2 separate regions of the Homo sapiens genome follow, and region 1 is linked to region 2. The links are chromatin loops, found by intact Hi-C in ENCODE. Cell type or tissue: PC-3. All regions are shown on one strand. Each heading gives the region's core, and the rest is flanking DNA. Links, peaks and the distances in the headings are about the cores only. Region 1 has its middle 8.6 kb from the start of VPS8. Region 2 overlaps POLR2H (RNA polymerase II, I and III subunit H).

The links. Hi-C counts contacts between places; a loop is a spot of excess contacts. Peaks named below come from ENCODE experiments on the same cell type or tissue, not always from the same donor. Only the 100,000 strongest peaks of a DNase experiment are listed, where the experiment ranks them.
Region 1: it touches region 2 in a loop (3-fold over the local background); 11 of 110 quality-filtered maps call a loop at or near these places.

What each region holds. Positions count from the first base shown.
Region 1 is chr3:184,798,235-184,808,970 of GRCh38, forward strand. No RefSeq gene overlaps it. Among named protein-coding and RNA genes, the nearest start is that of VPS8, 8.6 kb to the right of the region's middle. In PC-3, for the core only: a CTCF peak has its summit at 5,220 (motif pointing left); a DNase peak (open chromatin) is centred at 5,217; H3K27me3 peaks cover 2,058 bases.
Region 2 is chr3:184,368,555-184,376,554 of GRCh38, forward strand. It overlaps POLR2H (RNA polymerase II, I and III subunit H), which reads left to right. Exons shown (of 6, transcript NM_006232.5): 6 at 1-37. THPO (thrombopoietin) reads right to left here. Exons shown (of 6, transcript NM_000460.4): 2 at 7,693-7,850; 3 at 7,334-7,461; 4 at 6,961-7,047; 5 at 4,861-5,028; 6 at 3,381-4,624. The coding sequence starts at 7,705. The coding sequence ends at 3,959. Among named protein-coding and RNA genes, the nearest start is that of THPO, 5.7 kb to the right of the region's middle. In PC-3, for the core only: CTCF peaks have their summits at 3,179 (motif pointing right) and 3,379; a DNase peak (open chromatin) is centred at 3,157; H3K27me3 peaks cover 1,542 bases.

The DNA of each region.
Region 1 (10,736 bases), core at 1,571-9,570, 430 kb after region 2:
TAGACATACCTAGAAATTAATATGCCATCTCCCCCAATCCCAGCAGTCCTCAACTAATGGCTGTCAGGAGCTGGAGTATAAATACCTCAGCTCCCTCCCCCATGGGTGCGATAATTCCAAAGCATGTGTTTTGCCCCATTTCCCAGAGTTTTCCCAGTAAGATTAAGCTCCAATCGCCCACAGCTGTGCCTGGCTTAATCACACATTCTTTATTGGCTGTTTTCCCTTCCCTACATCACTTTCCCAACTCCCTGTGCAAGCTGTCCCCTGCATTTCCCAAATAAACTACTTAAGTCTCAGAGTCTGCTTCTGGGGAAACCCAAACTAAGATAACTTCCTTATAGGAAGATGAGGATTTACCTTCCTGCCAACTTCTTTCCCTGAACACATTCTCTTAATATCATTGTAGCATGGTTTTTAGTTAAATCAACATTCAGTATATACATTATTATGACTATGTAAATATTGCTTGCAACCGAGCAACATAAACTAGGATTATATTTTTTAAAAAAGCATTTCCCTTTAGAGTTAATAATACCTTCTTTCTTTTCTTTGCTTAGTTTTCTATGTACTTATCACTAATTTGTCCCCAACTCTCTTATAGAGTAGAACTCTATATAGTAAAATAAATCATGTTATCTCTATGTTCTATTATTTCCTTGGAAACCACTCCTGAAGCCTGGAGTTTTCCTGCTCCAATGTGGACTGGTTGCTTTCCTGGTTTGCTACGCAACTATTATCCTGGGGCTCCCTTCATTATCATTCTAGAAAGTTCTTTTCCCTCTCTCTCCTATATGAATTCCCCTATTGTCTGTGTCCCATGTCTTCTTTCATGATTTACTTTCTCTTCACGTCTTTTATGAGAATGGGTACATCAGAGACAAATTATTTGAAATCTGGAATGTCTGCAAATAACTTTGTTCGTGTTTTATTGACAATTTGACTTGCTAGAGAATTCTAGAAAAAAAATTGTCTCCCAGAATTTGGTGGAAATTTGTCTACTGTCTTCTAGCTTCTTCTTTTTTTTAAATAATTTTTAAAATGATTTAAAAATTTTTAAATGATTTATTTGGTAATTATTCCCCAGACTTTTCTCAGTTCCTCCTTCTGGAGCTCCTGCTTTTATTTGTTTCTATTTTACTTTACATAGTAATTTATTTCAAAAGTATATTTAATACTTACACATGTATTATTTTATTAGCTACTTTGTAATATGATTATACATTTTTGCATTTGAAATGCTTTATATATTTAATTCTGCAATTTTTTAATTTTATGAATTCTGTTTTTTACAATGTTATTGAGGTATATTTGAGTTTTATAAAATTTCCCCATTTTGAGTGTACAATTTAATGGCTTCACTGGGCGCAGTGGCACCTGCCTATAATCTTAGCTACTCACGAGGCTGAAGTGGGAAGACTGCTTGAATCCAGGGGTTTGAGACCAGCCTGGGCAATATATGAAGACTCCACCTTAAAAAAAAAAAAAGACTTTTAAATTCACCAAGTTCTACAACCATCACCACAAACAAATTTTAGAATGTTTCCATCACCCCAGTAAGATCCCTCATGCCCATTCCAGCATTTTTTCCCAGTGTATTCTGAACCCCAATCATTTGTAGGTGACCTAGTTTTTCCTCTCTACAAGGTTCTGCTCTTTATTTCTGATATGTTACAATGATGTGCCTTAATGTGATTTTTTTTTACTATCCTGGAAAATTTTCAAAGAATTTATTTGGTAATTATTCCCCAAACTTTTCTCAGTTTCTTCCTACGGGAATTCCTGTTATTCTGGCATTGAGCCTTCTGGAGTAATTGTTTGATGCTTTAATCTTTTTCTTTTATTAATTCTTTTTGTCTTTATTTGCCTTATTTTTAGGAGATTTTCTAGTTTTTTGTCTTCTAAACCTATACAATATTAAAACTTTAGCAATCTTGATTTCCAAGAGCCCATTCTTATTCTCTGAAGGTTTTTTTTCCATAGCCCCTGATATTGTTTCCTGGGTTCAATGGTTTTCTAGCCCTCTAAGGATATTAAATATGCCGTTTAAAATTGCAGTGAATTCTCTGAATTGTCTCTGCTTCGCCTGAGTTTTCCTCCCTCCCTGCCTCCCTCCCTTCGTCCCTCCTTCTTTCCTTCTTCTCCCTTCTCCACCTCTTCTTCCCCCTTTTTCTTCTACTGGGTTTTGCTTTAGATCCTCTCTTCCTTTCCTCACCATCCGTTCATATTGAAGAGTGAGGCACTGAAAAGCTCATTGAAATCTCTGTGTGTTGGGGCAGGGCTGGTTTAGTGGCAGGCCGCACCTTAAGGTTATCAGGTAGGAAGCTAATGTTTTACTGGGGATTCCCCAACCAAGGTCAACCAATGCCATTATCAACAGGTCTTTCTCTTGAGCCAGTCAGTTTACCCAGCAGGACCTTCCCCAGCCTCTTTCCTCTAGAATGTAAGCCAGGCTTCCAGAATTCTGGGCTCCCCCGCTTTCCCTTCCCATCAGAAGGAGTGGGTGATCACATTGCTCAAGAATGAGACTTCTGCCTGACCAACATGGTGGAACTCCCTCTCTACTAAAAATACAAAAAAATTTAGTTAGCATGGTGGCACGTGCCTGTAATCCTAGCTACTCAGGAGGCTGAGGCAGGAGAATCATTTGAACCTGGGAGGCAGAGGTTGCAGTGAGCCGAGATCACACCACTGCACTCCAGCCTGGGTGACACAGCAAGACTCCATCTCAAAAAAAAAAAAAAAAAAAAAAAAGAATGAGACTTTCACTTGATCATCCTGCTTTCTCTATGCTGCCTTACCTCTTCATCTTCCATGCCTGGTGCCTTCCCCAGATCCAGAATCTCTCCTTCAGCCTCTCCAGAGATTAAGCCTGTGTTTTGCAGGGTGGGATGAACAAAGCTGTTTGCCAGGGCTGGAGAGGAGAAGCTGACTTTCAGCTCATCCTTATGTTTGCAGCCCACTCCATCCCATTAACTTCACAGTTACCCATACCTCCATTTTCTAAACTCTTCCGTTCTTATTTTTTGTTGTTTTTCATGTCAAATTGGCTTCCTTTTTGAAAGCATCTCTGCCCCTTGCCTGCCCTGCAGCCAGCTTTTTTTTATCTGCTAAGTCAGTTAATACTCATCCAATGGGATCTTTCTTCCAAAATTCTTTGACATCATCCATCAGCTGTTGTCTTTTCTCTTGTTCTGATAGTTCTTGTGGGTTTAGACTTTACTACTTTACTGTCATTGTAGGAACAGAGTCAAACACATGGGCTAAATGTGCCAAGTCTAACCAGAAATTCTCTCCCTGTCCCTGCTGCCACACTCTTCAGCCTGACTCACGTTTCCAGCCTGGAATGCTTACTACTCCCCAGACAAACCCAGCTCTTCTTGGCCTCCTTACCTTTGCTGATAACGTTTCTGGAATGTACTCCTTGTCTCCTTTCCATCAAGACTCATCTTAGGGATCATACCCATGAAACCTCCTCCAATTTACCGCTGCTAGAGAAACATCTTGTCCTTTCTAAAGCTCATGTCATGTGCATGTTTCACCTCTCCTGAGGCACCTATGGTATGAACATCCATCGCTCTGCTATACAAGTTCTTTGAGGGAAGGGACAACAGCTTACCGTCTTTGAATCCTCTTCAGCCAGCAGTTGATCTACCTATCTATCTATTATAACAAGAACCATAAAAATTAAATGTCTGCCATAATGTGTACAGGCATTTTAACCACAATGGTCTCTAACACCTACAGTAATTCTACAAGGTAGGGTATTAGATTTAATTTTTAGATGGACACTCTAAGAGGTTAAACGACTTCACCAAGGTCCCATAGCCAGCCAAAGGCAGGATCTGAATTGAAGCACTGGTTTCTTTGTCTCTAAAGTCTATGTTTTTTATCCCAGCTGCTTTGTTTCAGTTATCTTTTTAATTTTAACATTTTATTGCTACCTTTTTATTTTTAACTTGGGTACTTAACATTTTTCTTTCACCTGTATATTACTCCTGCCACTCTGAAAGTGCAGGTGCAGTGTGGTTATTTTGCTCATTCCAAACTCCTGTGCCTAAAGCAAGAACCCTCAGCTTGGCCCTGTGGATCCATATCTGTCATTTATCAGGCATAATTGACATATTGGGTCAAGCAATTAGTAACAAATATGGTTAAGGGCATGGGCTCTGAAGAGAGGTTCAAATCCTGGCTTCTCCACTTACTAACTATGAGTGTGGGCAAGTTACGACCTCTCTATGCTTCAGTTTCCTCTTCTGTAGAATGGGCTTAGTAACGCCTGCAGTATATACGACAAAAGGTAATGGCGAGAATTAAATACATGTAAACTACTTAGAAGAGTGTATGGCACTTTATAAGCACTAATTGATGTTACCTATTGTAGTCACATATTTTGTCTCATTTAACTTACATTTTATACCAACCCTATGGAGTAAAAATTATTATCCTAACTTTGCAGGTGAGGAAGCTGATATGCAGATGCAAATTGAGATCTTCCTGACTCTAAAAGCATTTTCTTTCTTTTCTTTGTTTCTTTTTTCTTTTTTTTTTTTGAGACGGAGTCTCACTCTGTCGCTCAGGCTTGAGTGCAGTGGCCTGATCTCAGCTCACTGCAACCTCTGCCTCCTGGGTTCAAGCGATTCTCCTGCCTCTGCCTCCCGAGTAGCTGGAGTTACAGGCGTGCACCACCATGCCTGGCTTGTATTTTAGTAGAGACGGGGTTTCACCATGTTGGCCAGGCTGGTTGTGAACTCCTGACCTCAAGCGATCTGCCCGCCTCCGTCTCCCAAAATGCTGAGATTACAGGCGTGAGCCACCGCGCCCGGCCTAAAAGCATTTTCTTAACCACTGTGCTATACAGCCAGAGAGACAGATGATACTTGTGGACATCCTGCAGGCTGTTAAATGTTGGCGAGCCTACGAACAAGAAGACACTGGTCTGGACACTGGTCTCCAGTGCAACTCCAGAGAGGATGTGAGGGTATCATTACTGGGTAGGGATGTGCCACCCCAGGCTGGGAGTCAGGAAACCTGAGCTCTAGGCCTCCCTGTTGTGTGGACCCCCACTCTCTGTACCCTCCACTACCACCCCCAGGCCTCATTTCTCTCATCTTAGAGATGAAGGGTAGCACTGGCCTCCTGGGGCTCCTTGTAAAGGCTCCCAGCAAAACCAGGTATCTGCTGAATGCCAGCACCATCTGGTGGCCATGGGCCATAACCCAAGCCCATTGCTCCCCACTGCCACTTGGTGGCCACTAATGCCACCTTAGGTTTGCCAGGCATTTCACATTAAAAAAAGAATCATTGACATGATCACATGCTATCTTTTCAGCAACTTGAAGAGATATGTAGGATTTGGTACTATCTTTTCCTGACAGGAAGCTGGGGCCCAAAGAAATTGGGTAAATGGCATGGAGTCACATGGCAAGCTCACTGGCTGTCACAGCCGGGTTTAAAAGGCTCCGAAATTTTTTTTTGTTTGAGACAGAGTCTCGCTCTGTCACCCAGGCTGGAGTGCAGTGGCACGATCTCGGCTCACTGCAACCTCCGCCTCCCGAGTTCAAGTGATTCTCCTGCCTCAGCCTCCTGAGTAGCTGGGATTACAGGCATGTACCATCACGCCTGGCTAATTTTTGTATTTATAGTAGAGATGGGGTTTCACCATGTTGGCCAGGCTGGTCTCAAACTCCTGACCTTGTGATCTGCCCACCTTGGCCTCCCAAAGTGCTGGGATTACAGGCGTGAGCCACCACGCCCGGCCAAGGCTCTGAGATATTAAAGCTACCTATGAAATAGACTTTGCAGGCATATCGAGAATATACCAAGTGCAAGATGCATTACACAGGTCATTTAATTTAGTCTGAGCATACAACCGAGACTCAGTGAGGTTTAATTTACTCAGCATATAGGGTGTGACAGAGGCAGGATTTGAACCCCAGATTCTATGACTCTAACCAGCCCTATTTTTCTCCTCCTCAATGTCTGGGGCTGGCCCTGAAGCATACAGAACAATTAAGGCTTCTACCCTCCAGAATTCTGCAGTTCTTTAGGATTGAATCCATAAATTTTAGCTAGGCTGATAGCTATCCAGAATATAGACTTCATTTTCCTGCCTTCCTTGCAGCTAGAAATGGACCAATGGTAAGTAAGCAGGACTGGTGTATGCAGTTTCAGAAATTAAAGGGAGTGGGCACACCCTTCTTTGCCAGCAGCTTCTAAAACAACTCCCAGTGACCCTACTTCCTGGAAGTCATGCCCTTGTGTAGTTGCCTCCCCTGGAGTATGGGCTGGAGCTTGTACTTCTAACAGATAGAGGGTAGCATAAAACAATGGAAAGTAACTTCTTTTTAAAATTATTTGTTTATTTATTAGAGACAGGGCTTTGCTCTGTCACCCAGGCCGGGGTGCAGTGGCACCATCATAGCTCACTGTAACCTCAAACTCCTGGGCTCAAGCTATCCTCTCACCTCAGTCCCCAGAGTAGCTAGTACTACAGGCATGTATTACCATGCTTGTCTAATTTTCTTATCTTTTGTAGAGATAGGGTCTTGCTGTATTGCCCAGCCTGGTCTTGAACTCCTGGCTTCAAGTGATTCTTCCACCTCAGCCTCCCAAAGTGCGAGGATTACAGGTGTGAGCCACCATGACCAGCCAGAAGTCACTTCTAAGATCAACTTACAAAAGACTGTGGCTTCCATCTCCCTGACATTCTTGCTGGCTCTTCTTGCTTGCTCACTTGGATGAAGCAAGCTACCATGCTGTGAGCTGTGTTATGGAGAAGCCCATGTGACAAGGAACTGAGGGCCCTCTGACCAACAACCAGTGAGGAACTGAGACCCTCAGTCCAACAGCCTGTGGCAAACAGAATCCTGCCAATAATCATGTTAGTGATCTTGGAAGAAAATCCTTCCCAATTTGAGCCTGGAGATTTCTACAGCTTGGGCCAACACCTTGGTTGCAGACTTGTGAGAGACCCAAACCAGAGGACCCAGTCAAGCCATGCCCAGAGTCCTGACTTATAGAAACTATAAGATAATGCATGCTATTGATTCATGCCTCTAATTTGTTGGGTAGTTACACAGCAATAGATAACTAATATACCTTCTTTCTTCCTTTCTTCTTCCTTGCTAATTGGAAAATGGATGTGATAGTTGGAACAGACATCTTGGACAATAAAACAGACTTGAGGATTGAGGCCCTACATGGAGGAACAATGAGATAATAGAAGTCTGGGCCCTGACACCGTGATGATTTTGAAATGTCTTTCTTTCTCAGCTGACTTCAACCCTTCCTCTTTTTGTGTTACCCTTTTATGTAAACAAGGCTATGTCCAAGCAAAGTGGCGAAATAGGTCAAATTTGCCTCTGATATCCTAGTTGTTTCTGCATCTTCTTTACTCTTTCCTTGACATTTTCCTTGTCTAATGCTCAGTCCTCTTCAGTCCTTGTCTAATGCCCAGTCCTGCCTAGGATCCCCTTTAAAGCCCAGATCCTAGCCCTGGACATTTCTCTCCACCCTCTTCTTGCTATTGAGTTCTGGCAGAATGCCCAGTTCTAAGTTCAAAAGGCTGATAAGTGATGTGATTATTTGCTGCAGGAGTACAGGAGCAGTGGCAGGGGTGGGGCTGGAAGACAAAATAAGCAGATTTCAAATGATAACATTTCTGGAATTGTGAAATTATTAGAAAGAGAAATTTTTTTTTCTAAGGCTGAAAGAAAGAGGGATGAGGGAAGGCATTAGAATGAATGAGTGAATGAAAAGTGAAAGCCAGCCTGCTGTTGAGAATACAAAACGGTAGAGAATATAGATACTATTCCTTTTACGACTTTGGGAAGCAATTTATGATTCCTGAGTCCCTCTTTTTTTGTTGCTATTCTAGTAATGTTTGGATATAAAACATGATACTTGCTATAGGTCAGGAGAATTTGGCCTTTTGAGCTTCCATAATTTATTTCTATCATGGATCTTGTAAATGTTGTGTTTTTTAGTGTTGTCTTCCTGGCTAGGGATCAGGTACTGGCTTTCATTCATATTTGTGTTCCTGGCAACAAGCACTGTGCCTGGCACATAATAGGTACTCAGTCAATGCTGGAGTATGCTGTAAGGGAGATCTTTATTCCTCGATCCTGACTTTGGAAGCATTCTCAGGTTCATGCATGTGACACCTCCTTCACACACAAATATAGGCTGTCATTGCAGAATTTGTTCATTTATGTCACACAAATTTATGGAGCTCCTACTCTGTGCCAGGTACTATTCTAGATGCAAGGAGTACAACCATAAACGAACTAGACAAAAGTCTCTGCTCTCATAGTGCTTATGTACTGGTGGGGAAGACAGAAACTTAACAGATAAATAAGTACACATATGGTATGTTGGATGATGACAAGTACTATAGAAAAAAATAAAGCATAGGAGAGTGGTGACAGAATGTGGGGAGGATGAGAGTGGCTAGGGAAGACTTCCCGGAGGTGACTGTGGCAGGAGCCAGCTATACTCCCTAGAATTCTGTGCTCCTCTACACTCCCTGGCCTCTGTCGTAATAAAGCAGGGCTGGGTGGCTGGTGCTGGCCAATGGACTGTGAGCCGAAGGGGCGCATGTCACTTTCAGGCCAAGGCAATTCAGAGTCAGTGGGCTTTCTGCACCCCTCTCTTCTGCCTCAGAGCATTTAGAGGCCATGTGTTTAGAAAACAGTGTCACCAGATGGAAAGAAACTGGGTTCCCGAGAACTGAGTGGAGAAGAGAACTGCTCCTCATCTTCCTTGTATTTATTGCCCTGACTAATGCAGTGACATTTGAGCAAAGCCCTGAAGAAGGTGAGTGAGTGAGCCAAGTGGTTATCTTGAGAGAGGAACACCCCAGGCAGAGGGAACATGAGAGTGACAGCTGGACTAGGTTGAATCACTTACAGAGAACCAATTTTATGCCTCTCCAGCCTGCTTGGACATTTTGACTCAATGAAGTTTGCATATGTATACATGCAAACACAAAACTAAAGACTCCTGATTTTTAGATTAAAAACCCTGTACACCAGGTTTTGGTTTTGGCTTTTAAAATCATTATTATTTTCATTATTATTTATTATTTTTTTGAGACAGAGTCTCGCTCTGTTACCCAGGCTGGAGTGCAGTAGCACGATCTCGACTCACTTCAACCTCCGCCTCCCAGGTTCAAGCGATTCTCCTGCCTCAGCCTCCTGAGTAGCTGGGATTGCAGGTGCCACCACGCCGGGCTAATTTTTGTATTTTTAGTAGAGACGGGCTTTCGCCATGTTGGCCAGGCTGGTCTCAAACTCCTGACCTCAGGTGATCCATCCTCCTTGGCCTACCAAAGTTCTGGGATTACAGGCGTGAGCCACCTCATCCGGCCAAATTATTTTAATAAGCTTGATTCTTTAGAGTGATTTTAGGTTCACAGCAAAATTGAGAGGAAGGTACAGAGACTTCTCATACACTGCCTGCCCCAGGCACAGATGGTCTCCTCCACCAGAGTGCTACATTAGTTACAGCTGATGGACCTGCACTGACACATCATTACATCATTATCATCCACATCTACAGTTTACCTTAGGGTTCATTCTCGGTGTTGTACATTTTGTGGCTTTGGACAAATTTATGATGTTTCCACTATTATAGCATCATACAGAATCATTTCACTGCCCTAAAAGTTCTCTGTGCTCCAACAAGTTCCCTTTTTAAAAAAGGAAAAGAGGCCAGTTTATTTTGTGATTGTGAGCAAAAAAGAAATGACAAAGGCATCCATCTCCTATTCTCTGCCTTTTGCTCTCAGGAACAGACATTTTTTTCCTTCAGAAGAGATGTGGCTTATTCTAGATGCAGGGGTAATAGTGATGTCTGGGTCGAGGTCTGCATCCTTCACTCTTGGGGAGAGCTGGAGGCAATAGAGCCGGTGTAAGGACACCATCCAACTGTGGCAGCCCTCAGTGGCGCCCTCTTCTAGCTCCTGTGCACCCCGCAGGCCAGCCCTCACTGCTTCCCAAGGCTCTGAGAGCTCACATGCAACCTTTTTTCTCATTGGCTTAATTTCTCTTAAGACCACTTCACAAAAGCTCCATTGTAATCACTATCTGCTCAACTGCTTTCTCTTACTTACAAGTTTAGTAAACACAAACATTCTTCTGTCTAGGTCTTACTGACCTGTAGAAAGTTAACTGATGAATGGTACATTTTAAGTCAAAACATACTCTCTGAACCCCAAACATAGTAGAGCTTTTGGTACTCTTTCCAAAAAGAAGAAAATCATTACACTATTCTATATGGAAAAATTCCAATATATAAGCTGATGCAAATTTTGCCTTGCAAAAAAATCTCAATACCTGTGTTTAGATAAGTACAAATGAAACTTTAAGAAATTCCAGTATCACTGTTTCTCAAACTTGGATATCGTTCAGATCCTTTGTAAGGGGAAAAGATTCTCACAGATATCTAGAGTTAGCTTATAATTTTTTATAATGTTGCATACATATATGTGTATGTATATATGCAAACACAAAACTAAGAGCTCCTGATTTTTATAGATTTTATGCATCTATAAAACTAAAAAAATAAATTGAATACAAACAAAACTACCAAATGAGGAAATGCAAATCTACAATTTTGATTTAATATAAGGAATGATATTTTGCTGGAGCCAATATTCACATGAATATTGTAATACTGTGTGATGACTCAATTCTCCCACTACCCTTTGTTAGTGCAGCACACCACAATATAAT
Region 2 (8,000 bases), core at 1-8,000:
TGTAAAAAGTCCATTTACTGTAAAATCGTTTTTTCCAGTTTGTCTGTGGTGTATTGTTTCTGGCCCACAGCCAGCTGATCACTTGTCAATGTAGGATCTATTCCAGCCTTTTGGTATCTGGGTTCAGGGTTATCTCAGTCTCCTGGCTGACTGTTCTCAACATTTATCCTCCAGTGTGGTTTTCAGTCTGGGAGAGAGTTGTGCTTTTGGCTCCTGAGGGTACCCCAGGCCCAGAAGATACCACCCATTTGGCGCAGAATTTTGAATTGGCAAGGAGCCCTGCTCATGTCCTTCCAACACTTTCAGTCTCTTAGGAAGTCAGTTCATGCTGACTTGAATGAGTCACTTGCATAGTCTAGAAATGTTCATTATTTTTATGGAAGCTTTGGGTAGAGGCTTTTAGCTACAGGCATGGGAGATGACTATGAAGAGAGTAGGACGAGAGGACTTGGTGGTTCTGGAAGCAGCTGGAGGAGCTGGCTCTCTGCTCTACATTCCAGTGGTGACCTGGGAGGGAGGGTAAGTGGAAGTGGACAGGGCAGCAATACCAATGAAGTTGGCAGGCCAGAGCCAGGGCCAGTGCCAGGACCATGTAGCGGCCTGACTACAGTCACTAACTTATGAGTAGGGGAAGAAAAAACATTAAGGAAATGGCTATGATAAGGGCTCCAGCATGTGAGCTGGCTCTTCAGCTTGGCATTAGAGGTCTCTAGGAAAGCATATGGGGTTCTGTTTTCCCCTAGGAAGTTTAGGGTAACAATCCAAAAAGATTCTCTGTGCATTAAACAGTTGTCTGTTTGATCTGGTTTTGCCTGGGAGCTGGTCCCCTGCTGGGATACCTGGGGTATTTCCTTCCCCATCATTTTCGGATCTTCATGTGAGGTGTTAGAAATAGTATTTAGGGAAATGGGTTGAAAATGAATGGCCTCAGCAGGGAGGAGGAAGAGGTGTTTCTTTTACCTTACTATGGGTAGAGTAGGGGGAGGGAGTTGGGATGAATTTTTATGAAATCCTAGAACCTTTCCATGGGGTGGGTTTTTTTGTGGGGTTGGAGAACGACAAATGAGAGTGAGACAAACGAATTACAAGTAATAGTGTGTAGGTTATCATAGACTGTCCTGGCGGTCTTGGGGTAGCAGAAGAAAGAGAACTGGTAGAGCATTGAATAGGGATAGGAGTGTTCTGGTTGTAATTGTTTTTTTGTGTTAGTGGGAAGAAGGGATGGGACCAACCAGACTGATTTGGGAATGGGTTAGATTTGTAATAGGGCAGGTAAGTTCACACTGGAGAAGCCCATGAGTTACTCGCATTTGCCCACAAGTGGAGTAAGTCACATACCAATACCAGATGCCTGGAAGTTTCTGGTGACATTTGCAGTTTTGACATTCTATTTCTTTTTTTCTTTTTTTTGAAATGGAGTTTCGCTCTTGTTGTCCAGGCTGGAGTGCAATGGCGCGATCTCGGCTCACCACAACTTCTGCCTCCCGGGTTCAAGCGATTCTCCTGCCCCAGCCTTCCGAGTAGCTGGGATTACAGGCATGTGCCACCATGCTCAGCTAATTTTGTATTTTTAGTAGAGACGAGGTTTCTCCATGTTGGTCAGGCCAGTCTCAAACTCCCAACCTCAGGTGATGCACCACCATGCCCAGCTAATTTTGTATTTTTTAGTAGAGATGGAGTTTCTCCATGTTGGTCAGGCTGGTCTCGAACTCCCGACCTCAGGTGATCCGCCTGCCTCGGCCTCCCAAAGTGCTGGGTGTGAGCCACCATACCTGGCCCTAAAGTTTTGCCATTCTTGTCTCTCATCTGTCTGTGCTGGGAACCCATCATTCTCTGGTTCTATTGGTGTATCGTGTCCTAGGTGCTGGCACTTTCATGTGCTATAAAGTGTTTCATTTGATTATTAAATTTAACCCAGCTCAATATGTCAGTAAGTTAGTTTCCACTTAACATTCCCTTGACTGCATGCTGGAATTTGTAGTATGAATGAACTACTTCTCTTCCATGCAGAAACTGACAGCATTTGAGATTTGGACAACATTTTTGAGCTTTGTGCATTTGTTGATTCCTTCTCTAGGAAAACTATTCTGTCCGTGAAGGGAGAGAGGGACATGGGAAGATGTCTAAATTGGTCACCTCCACTAAGAACTTTGGTTTTCTACTCAGAACTCTTTTTTTTTTTTGAGATGGAGTCTCACTCTGTTGCCCAGGCTGGAGTGCAGTGGCGCGATCTTGGCTCACTGCAACCTCCATCTCCCGGGTTCAAGACTACAGGCGCTTGCCACCACACTCGGCTAATTTTTCATATTTTTAGTAAAGGCAGGGTTTCACCGTGTTGGCCAGGATGGCCTTGATCTCCTGACCTTGTGATCCGCCTGCCTTGGCCTCCCAAAGTGCTGGGATTACAGGCGTGAGCCACCGCGCCCGGCCTCAAAACTCTAACTGTTACTCCTTAAGGACTTGTATGTCTTTCCCAGTAAACAGAATCATTAAATGACATATAGGACAGTGTACCACACTGGAGAGAGTATGGACCCTAGAGTGAGGTCAGACTAGGGTGTTTCTTCTCCTGCCCACAGGGCGTGTAACCACTGATAACTCACCTGGCTTCTCTGAGCCTCAGTTTCCTCATCTCTAAAACAGAAAAGATAATACCTACCTTACAGAGTTGTGTGAATGTTACAAAAGGTAAAGTACACGAGGTTCCTAGCACATTGCCTTTCATTCTGCTGCTTTGGAATGCCTTTGGTGACCCTGGGGTATTTGTGGCAGTGTTTGGGTTTCTGGGTTCCTGGCTCCTCTACCTCCGTGGTAGCCTTTCCTTCCTCAGGGGTCGGGGAGAGGAAGAAGCTTCCACTAGTTTTCCTACAGGAACCTCTGGAGGTAGCAGGTTGATTTTTGCAGTGGAATTTGTGTTTTTGTGCAACACAAACCTTTTCCTGAGCACCAAGGCAGCACTTATTTGCAAAGCCCCATAAGCCTGACTCCTTTTTAGAGATCCCCTAGCAGAGTTTATGGTGGTCACACAGAGCTGCTTTTTAGATGCATTTGCGGGAACTGGGAAATGAGCCTTCAACTTGTACTTGACTTGTACTTGTTCTCCTGCTGTGTGAGCTCAAGGAGCCTGACTCATGCCACTTCCTGCACTTCCTCCTGACCTCCACAGGAGGGAGGCAGGCGTCCATGCCTGGCAAAGCCTCCTGCTGAGCTGCCAAAGCTCTAGCTGTTTGCTCAGCTGTCACATCCAGGTCCTGTCTTTACTGAACTGTCTACACAGCCTTACCTGGGGTGTGAGGCTCTCCAAGGCTTCCTGTTAGCTTTTTTGTTTGGGGTGGCAGGGTGAGGGGGATCTATTGCCACCCTCGAAGAACATCTTTCCCTTGCTTTTTAGGGAGCTTTTCGGCGCTCCCATTTATTCCTTATACAGGCTCAGTTTTGTCTAGTGTATAGGGACAGCATTTCTGAGAGAAAGCTTATTCATTTCTCAAGAGTAAAGATCTGTTAAGAATATGGGATCAGAGTCCCACTGAGAATGATAGTAAAGGGGATGGGGGCGTTGGAAGGCCTTGAATTTGAAGCAAAGGAAATTACCCTTTCTCTGTTTTCTGACTCAAGGTTAGTCTCTCCCTCTGTTCAACTGCCAGGCCAGCCCAGGCCTTTGCAGAGTTATCACAGAAAAAGAGCATGTAGAGAATCAGTGAGTTGCAAATTTCTGCAGAAAATAGACCAAAGAGCTAGCTGCTCTGATGAGTATTGCTGATAGCTTAAAAAAATAGCTTCTGAAGGTTTATAATGTACAGTGAAAAATGATTCCCTTTTCAGTCCTGTGTATCCCTTTTACCAGGGCTTTGGGTTTCAGGAGAAAGTAGGAAATCTTGTCCAGTTGTCTCCCAGGGGCGCCCTGCAGGGAAGGGAGCTGTACACGAGACAATGCTGATGTCGGCAGTGTCTGAGAACCTTACCCTTCCTGAGACAGATTCTGGGAGTGGGTGTAGGATGTGTTTAGAAGAGGGCTGGTAGGGGTGGGCGTTGGAGCAGAAGGGTCAGGAAGCAGGGGGTGGAGCTGGACCACAGGGGTGGGCAAGGTGGGTGGAAGAGGGAAGAGCGTATACTGTCCAGTAGGAGGATGGGTTGGGGAAGGAGAATATCCAGGCTGGAGGTTGGGTGGCAGGGAGCCTGTGTCTGATGTTCCTGAGGAAATGTCCGGGGCTCCTAGGGTCCTGCGTGAGGGTCCAGGAAAGAGTCCACGAGTTCCATTCAAGAGTTCGTGTATCCTGTTCAGGTATCCGGGGATTTGGTCCAGGGACCTGGAGGTTTGGTTCAGCAGACCAGGAATCTTGGCTCTGAATCCCTGCTGCCACTTCAGAAGCCCAGAGCCAGTAGTTCTGGCTGAGGCAGTGAAGTTTGTCTCCAACAATCCAGAAGTCCTGTTTGGGAGCTCGTTCAGTGTGAGGACTAGAGAGGTTCTGCTGGGGACAGCTGTGGTGGGTGGGGCCCGCCTGACGCAGAGGGTGGACCCTCCTACAAGCATCAGGAAACGCACCTTTCCTCGGAGCAGGTGTTGGAAGCTCAGGAAGATGGCATTGGGATCCTTGTGAGCTGTGGTCCTGCCCTGTGGAGGAAGCTGAGGGCAGAGGATGGTCCTGAGGCCAAACACCAGGGCCAGATCTCAGGCCTCCCTTGTCTAAGTAGGAAAGACAGGATGCCAGTACCCAGGCATTGTGGCTGGCAGGGAGCACTCTTAGTAGATCAGCTCTTCTGCCCTTGAGCTCCCTGGAAGAGCCCTTCTTCCCTCAGGTCTTCTAGGGGGACTGAGTCAGAAAAGAACAGTTTCTACAGATCCCTTGACTGGGGACTTACCTGGGTTCCAAGGAGGCTCTGCAGGGCCCCAAGGAGGAGACGGACCTGTCCAGAAAGCTGCCCCAGGAGGGATGAGAGGCAAGTGGGTCCCAGTTGTCCCCGTGCTGCCATCACTCCCTCCAGCAGAAGGGTCACTGCTCCCAGAATGTCCTGTGCCTTGGTCTCCTCCTGAGAAAGAGATGGAAGAGAGAAGCGCACTGCCTCAAAGGGCACACTAAAAGCGGGTGGGGAGCCTTAGGAGTAGCCAGCAGAGTGAATCATACAGGCTGAGAACTGGACAGGACCAAGGTCCCACCCAGGGCAGGAATTCCTTCACAGTCTCCCGACAGCTGGTCATCAGCCTCTGCTTCAAAAACTCCCGTGTCCTCTAGTCCAGCCTGGTCTTACACTTGGTTTCAGTGAGAAGAGCTCCTTTTTTCTTACGTTGCTGAAATCTGCCCTGTTACAGCTTTTACCTCTTGGTTCTAGTGCTGCAAATTTACTCTTTCTGCTGCAAAACCTTAGGATCATTTGATTTTTAAACTGAATGAAGGCTGGGTGCAGTGGCTCACGCCTGTAATCCCAGCACTTTGGGAGGCTGAGGCAGGTGGATCACCTGAGGTCAGGAGTTCAAGATCAGCCTGGCCAACATGGTGAAACCCCATCTCTACCAAAAATACAAAAATTAGCTGGGCATGGTGGTGGGCACCTGTAATCCCAGCTACTTGGGAGACTGAGGCAGGAGAATCGCTTGAATCCGGGAGGCTGAGGTTGCAGTGAGTTGAGATCATGCCACTGCACTCCAGCCTGGGGGATAGAGTGAGACTCCGTCTCAAATAATAATAATAAATAAACTAAATGTAGGTATGAGACTCTACCATAATGATCATAAGGATGAAAAGAAAGGACTAGAAGGGACCCATAGGAACTGCCCTTCTTCCCTGACTCAGTCCTGAAGGAAGAAGGGACGCTAGGGTTCTTGAGGATAGATTTTAGTTTTTTAAACTATTGCCCATAAAACATGCTTCTAGTCTCTTTCTGTTCAGGCTGCTGCTTTCTAGACACATGTTAGTTTAATATGGTCCCTCTTAATAAATTAGCATATGTCTTCAGGGGGATGTCCGGTGTTCAGGCCAGTATATTTAAGTGTAGTCCACTCGGAATAGAGTTCTGTACGAGCATTTCCACAATGGGGATGCTAAACATCAAACAGACAAGAATTACTAGCTTTAAGAATAGCAGCTTCAGTAATGTTACATGGTAAGTTTGGGGGCAATTTAATTCTCTCAGATCCTTTTCGTAGGAAGTGCTAGGGCCAGAGGCTTAAATGATGGAAGCAGGGCATTGTGGCCTGAAAGCTGGAATAGGACTTTACTCATTAATTTACACATGTAGAATTTTTTTTTCTTTTTGAGACGGAGTTTTGCTCTTGTCACCCAGGCTGGAGTGCATTGGCATGATCTCAGCTCACTACAACCTCCACCTCCTGGGTTCAAGGGATTCTCCTGCTTCAGCCTTCCAAGTAGCTGGGATTACAGGCATGCACTACCATGCCCGGCTAATTCTGTATTCTTAGTAGAGACGGGGTTTCGCCATGTTGGCCAGGCTGCTCTCAAACTCCTGCCCTCAGGTGATCTGCCTGCCTCGGCCTCCCAAAGTGCTGGGATTACAGGCGTGAGCCCCCGGCCCACATGTAGAAGTTTATATCTCTGTTGTTTCACCTTGTTTTTGACCTAGTCTTTCAGTGATTTGAATCTTGATTCAGTCTTTTGTTATTTTAGTGGTACTTCCCAGCTTTGTGTCATCTGTGGATGACATATGAGTCTTGCTTCTTCATGCCAATTTAAGAAGACTGAACGGGAATAGGTCAAAGGCATGGCCATGAGCGATTTCTCTCCAGCTTTTCATGGTGTTCAGCTTCAAATCTATTCACATATTGGACCTGCAAGCCATCATCTTATCCACAGGCTATCATCATAGGTGAATGTAGATTGGGTTAGGGTGGCCAAGCTGAAGGTGAGATATTTTTAAAAAGCTCAAGAATGTTGGAGAATCCATGGGAAGCAGTGGGAAACTGAAGACAGGACTTAGGGAAGCCAAGGTTAGGGATGGCTTTCTTACCATCTGGGTTTTCCATTCTCCCAAGCTAAAGTCCACAGCAGGCAGCAGGACAGGTGTAGGCAAAGGGTGAACCTCTGGGCACTGGCTCTGTTGAAAAAGATTGGTGGGGGGAGAAGGGAGCTGAAATAGAGAGAGCTATGGTAGCCTAATAAGCAGGCTAGTCCTCCATGAGTACTATCTCTAGACGAGAGCTTTTAAATGCGGGCTGTATTGTGAAGAATAATCCTTGTCAGAGAGTGTGATCAGTAGGTGGGGACAATATGGGAAGAATAGTCATTGGGTCAAGGAGTTAGAGGAAGTGATGGTGTCTTCCTGGGAGTATGGGTGTCTTACCAGTTACGCGGATAAAGGGGATAATGTTGGGAGTTCTCACCAGTCTGCTGTGAAGGACATGGGAGTCACGAAGCAGTTTACTGAGGACTCGGAGGTCACAAGCAGGAGGAGCCGGGCTGGACAGCGTTAGCCTTGCAGTTAGGAGAAGCATGACCACGAGGAGCAATTCTTAGATGAGGAGAGGTGAGGTTGAAAGATGAGGAGGAAATCATTGTCAGCTGGTATTCCAGGAATTCCCATTCAGGACCCAGACCTGAAACCCAGGGAATCCACCCCTCAGACCCCTTATTTTTGGGAGAATGGGTTCCCCCAGCTTCCTGCCCCCTGCAGCGTGTCTCCTTTCTCTCTCCCCTTCTGTCATGTTTCCATATGGCCCTAGCCCCTCAGGTGTGTTCTCACCAGTCAGCTCCATTCTGGCCGGGGTGTCTGGCTGGCGTGGCTCCCTGTTTGGGGCCTCTCCCCTGAATCCTTCCTGGGGCCATGGAGGCGGCTTAGGCTCTTGCACTTCTGGGCAGAGTAGGGTGGGGCAAAGGCGGGCCAAGGGTGAAGAATCTATCCTGAAAGTAGCAAGAAGAGTGAACATTTAACCAAGTTTCTAGGAAGAGACTGCCTGGCAGGGTGAACAGATGCTGGGGAGGGCTTGAGATGCTGACCAGCCTGGAACTGCCAAAGCCCTGAATTCTCTCACATTTTCTTGTGATGAAAGC